Linked DNA regions of Homo sapiens: region 2 is linked to region 1. The links are chromatin loops, found by intact Hi-C in ENCODE. Cell type or tissue: A673. All regions are shown on one strand.

Evidence for each region. Hi-C counts contacts between places; a loop is a spot of excess contacts. Peaks named below come from ENCODE experiments on the same cell type or tissue, not always from the same donor. Only the 100,000 strongest peaks of a DNase experiment are listed, where the experiment ranks them.
Region 2: a loop joins it to region 1, with 2.8 times the contacts of the local background. A loop is called at or near these places in 11 of 110 quality-filtered maps.

The regions. Positions count from the first base shown.
Region 1 is chr17:11,143,634-11,146,133 of GRCh38, reverse strand. No RefSeq gene overlaps it. Among named protein-coding and RNA genes, the nearest start is that of SHISA6, 96 kb to the left of the region's middle. In A673, a CTCF peak has its summit at 1,315 (motif pointing right); a DNase peak (open chromatin) is centred at 1,333.
Region 2 is chr17:10,747,718-10,750,217 of GRCh38, reverse strand. The region is part of intron 1 of TMEM220-AS1 (TMEM220 antisense RNA 1); the gene reads right to left. Among named protein-coding and RNA genes, the nearest start is that of TMEM220, 19 kb to the right of the region's middle. RefSeq lists an enhancer at 1,011-1,560. In A673, no CTCF peak of the experiment used is centred here; a DNase peak (open chromatin) is centred at 1,247.

The sequences.
Region 1 (2,500 bases):
GGGGTAGGATCAGAGGGAGGCAAGCTGGGAGAAACATCAGACCATGAGGCAAGTTTGACCTTGAGTGAAGGATGGAGAAAGAGAAGGTTTGATGGAAACATCCTAGATTTCTGTGTAGTCTACAAATGGTTCAGCAAAGTCTTGGGATGTCTTTGAGCCAAAGCTGGTCATCAAGAGGTGTCCCTGCTAGGGATGAGTCTTCCTTCAGTCCCTGCTACGTTCTTTTCTGAGCTGGGAGCAGCCCGGGGAGGCCTGGCCTCTGTGTGAACAGGTAAATGGATTTCACACTTCAGTGGCTGGGCCCCTGGTCAATTATCTTCATATAGTTGTAAGACCGTGTCACATTCTCGTGGGTACCATCTACATTCCGAATCCAAATGATTTTTTTTATTGCTAAAAATATGTTGGAGTTCCTTTTCAGAGAAGCTTGTTCACAGACTAGCACAGAAGCAATAAATGGGAAAAATAGTTTGATGGTTTATTTAAATGACTTTTTACTCTTGACCAAAAACAGCATATCCGGCCTAACTACCTATCTCAGTACTTACCAGAATAGGCTCTGTGTGGCCTTGGCTATTTCAAATAAAAATGAATCTGCACTGAAATGATAAAAGTTACCATGATTAATGGTATTTTGAGGAATATGTCACAGGATCTGAAGGCAATTCCTGTAATTCCAGATAAATTCTAAACAATGGTAACATCATAGAAATAAGTGTGCAGCTTTCCAAAGTGATTTTATTCTCACTAGCTATAGGACTTCAGGAATAGCATAAAAAATAAAAGTAACTCTACACTTTAATTTCCTCTTTGCGTGTGCACAAACATATGGGTACATGTGAAGTTTATTCACTATGAAGCTGATGAAGGAGACCCTTTCATGGCTCTGTATCTAATTTTGCATTTGTATTTTTATATTTCTTTTATCAAAGGGAGCTTCCCAAATTTCATAACCTTTAAGGCTCACAAAACCTTTAACCACCACAAGTATTTGTAGTTACGTGTGCATATCCCAGGATGTCTTTAGTGTGTGTGTGTTTCTGTGGCTTTCCCTCTCCCATCCTCAAGCTTAGGTACATATGGTTCTCCATATGGGTTAATGCTTTCCATCACTCACGTTTCTAAATGTCTTCAGATTGTTGAATAAAAATACATTAGAAAGTATATTTTGAGAAAAACACTGTTTAGACAAATCTCTGAACCAAAGAGAAGCATGGAGGAAGGACAGCTTCTTTCCCTCCCAGAGACTCAAGTTTGAAGTTTCTACTGTAGCTAAGTTTTGGGAAAAGGATCTCTTTCTTCAAACCACTAGAGGGCATTGCTGTGCAGACAATTGCCGGATTTGGGCAGGGTGCTGAACTCCAGGGAGTAACAAGGAAGGTGACTCACATTCCTACAGCCTCCAAGTCCCTTTTCCTTTTCAAAACACATCTTTCTCTAATCAGAATGCTGCTTCTTGGCTCTGAGTCTTCCTAGTATCACTTCCTTACCTCTCACTCTCTAATAAGGCCACCCACACCTGTCCTCCAGATTCTTTGCCGATGTGACTATCATCTCTGTGAACGAAGGTTAAAGGACTCTCATTGACTTTGGGATGGTGGACCAGGGTGACATATAAGACATGGAATGAATGCTGAACTCACTCAGGAGACCTGGATTTGGGCCCAAGACCTTTCTTCGGCTATGCAAAGTTAGAAAATCACTTTACCTGTCTGAACCTAGCTGTGCTCACCTGCAAAATGGGACACAGAGTCCTCTAAAGTTCTGTGTCGATAAGAAGAGAACTGGATCTCACTAAACATCCTCATATGAAGGCAAAAGCCTAGTTCTTCCCTGTCATTCACTAAGTAAGAATACAAGTGAGTGGTTAAAAACTTTCATTTTAAAATTCTAAAAGCAAATCCTTCAGTGCTGTTCATAAACTGGTGAATAGAATTCCAAATTAAAGACTTCTTTGGGCTTCCAGTCCAGCAGGTAAGGAGCTTGGAAGTTGTCTCTTCCATCCACACAACAAGAGAAAAAGCTGAATAAACTTAAAGTGAACAGCTCTTCTTAAAGCAATCAGAAAACCCAGCATAGGGCAAGCAGCTGCCCCCCAAATGGAAGGATGAACAGTCAGATACAGAGAATCAATTAGTGGAGCAAAGCCCAGGAGCAGAAAACTCTGTGGGAACCAGTACCAGATCCCTTTTACCCAGTACATCATGTTTAGCTTGCAACAAAACATGACAAGGCATAAAAGACAACCCCCCACTGCCAGTTTGAAGAGAGAGAGCAGATCTCAGAAGCAGACTCAAACATGGCGGAGATCTTGGAATTAGACTGGGAATTTAAAACAACTATGGTTAATATGCTAAGGGCTCTAATGGGAACGTGAGCAACATGCAAGAACAGATGGGTAATATGGGCAGAGAGATAGGCATTCTAACAAAGATCTAAAAAGAAATGCTAGAAATCAAAAACACCATAATAGAAATGAAGAATTCTTTTGATGAATTCA
Region 2 (2,500 bases), 400 kb after region 1:
TCTGATTTACAAGGGGATCAAGAGGCCCCAGGAAAAGAACTCAAGTAGTCTCCATGACTGGAATTCTAGCTGGACTAGAACTCAGCTGCAGGAGTGAGGGCTGCGCAAGAGAAGCCCAATTGTAGGGCTTGCGACAGTGCAGCTGCAGGGCCCAGAAAGGAAGAGAACTCGCTCCTGGTCACAGAATGGAACCACCCTTTATACCCTCAGACCCCATAGTCTGACTTGGCCCCCTACACTCTTTCCCCTTCCAACCCCTACAGACCCTTGCAGGATGGTTCCATCTCATTGCTGCAGGACTCAGAACCTAGAATTTACATAATCATGGGATTTTCGCACTGGAAGTTAGTAATCTCCAGTGTTTTCCCCTGAGGAGGTGAAACCCAGGTGTGTACCGTGTGTTCTCAATAACACATGAGTAACTCCTCTGGGGACACAAAGCTAGGGTGCCACTGGAACCCAGGTCTCCCAACTCCAAGGTCCTGGCACTGGGCACCACGACATGCTGCTGCAGGCAGCAAGACAGAGAGACAGTACTGCTTTACCGGGCACCACCCTGCCCTTTCCTCTCTGTGCCCAGCCCCCATACTCCGCAAACAGTGCGGAGGTGAAGAGATCCCCTTCGCTCCTGTGCTCTGCTCATTCCTGCTCACTCTCGGGTCTCCTACTCCCTTGGAGGCTTTTTCAGACCCCCTTCCCCAAAGGCTAGGTCAGTTTCCACCCCACTCCTCATTTTATTCTCTCATGACATCCTGTAATAATCCATCACGCATATTACTGTTGTGGTTAGTCAACTACTGCACAATTGCTTAGTCAATGTCTGTCTCATTAGAACATAAGCTCCCATGACTGTGGGACCAGAGCTGTGTTATCCACCAGTGTGCCCTCTACCACCAAGAATGACTGAACTAATGAAGAGTCCATGCTGTCCTGTATGTTCTCCAATTCTTTCATTTCTTAGCCACGGTTGTCCTGACTTCTTAGACAAATGTCAAATGCCTCAAAGGCACAGAATGAGATTTAATGAGTGTCCCCACCTCCTCAGCACCTAGTCCAATGTCAAGCACAGAGTGGCCAATCGCTGATTGATTGATGATTGCTTGCTGCCTGAACCTCCGGAACTCCCCTGCCGAGAAAGGGAGTGAGGGATTCTTGTGCTTCTCCAAAGACTGAAGGGCAGAGGCCTCAGTAATTTCTGGACTGAGCTTAGGCAGAGAGGAGGTAATTAGCTCAAATCACATTAACATGGTTCTCAGGAAATGGCTGCTGAATTAGATATTCCAGCCACAGCAGCCACCTCTATTTAATAGGACATTAATGCTCATTCTGAGCAATTACTGTATTTGCAATGGTTTCTTAATGTTCAGCTTCTGGAGCCCTGAAAGGAAAGGGCTTTGTGCTTCCAGTAACCAGCTCTCCACCGTAAGGCAGAGGAATGAGCTGGGGAAATGCTCCCGGCCAGATCAGGGAGCCAACGCCCCAGACAGTCTGGAGAAGAGGCCAGGGACTCCAGGCTCCTGTGCCTGGCTTCTCCGACCAGCCGATACCCCCAGGGCCTCGCTAAGGGTGGGCCTATACAGGCAGAGGCAGGAAGGTCTCTATGCACAAGTGAGCCTCACTGAACCTTCTCTACTGCTCCCTGCAGTTATGCAGCTGCCTAAAGCCAGTCCCTGCTAAGTGCTCCTAACAGCATCCAGTACCTCTCCCAGCACAATGCTTACCATACTTATCATTTTGATTCTAATAGCATTTCCCCCCTTGATTTTAGAGTAATTAAGGTTCACTGCAAAAATAAAGCAAAGTGTAAAATAAGCCAACAGATCACATCTCTAATGTTTTCCTGTGCATAGGCACACATAAACATATGTAAAGACTGGCTTTAAAACAATGGAGCCAATCCAATCATCCACTCTCTGCTTTGGGACAATGGAGTGACCACTTTGTTTTAATTGCTTACGTAATTATCTGCCTTTTCCTATGAGACGTAGCCTCAGCGTGGGCAGCACCCAGCCAGGCTCACTACTGCTTGTTGGCAGAGTACCTAGCACATGGCAGTCACCCCACAAATGATAGCTGGCTAGATGGCCTGTCAGGTAGCATCCTTTGGGTTGCAAGCAACCCAATTAAAACTGGCTAAAGGAATGTAATAGCTAAAAAATCTTGGATGTTCAGGAATAGTTCTAGCTTCAAATGAGACTTGATCCAGTAACTCAAACCATGTCATCCAGTATCTAATCAACCTTTCCCTCTCTCTCTGTACCTGTCTCCCACTCCATCCTATCTTGTGTGGCTCCTTGGGTTGGCCCAGAACACCCAGGCAGACAAGATCTTGTTCTTACACCACATGGTCCAGATAAGAACCAGCTATTCTCTCATTAGCCTAAATTGGGGTGCACGACTTTCTCTGAAGCCATTCCAGTGGCCAGTGCAATGGCTAGATCTGGGGTGGGGTCCATCCCACCAAAGCCCCATGGGAGGAACTGGAGAAGGGAAAGGAAAA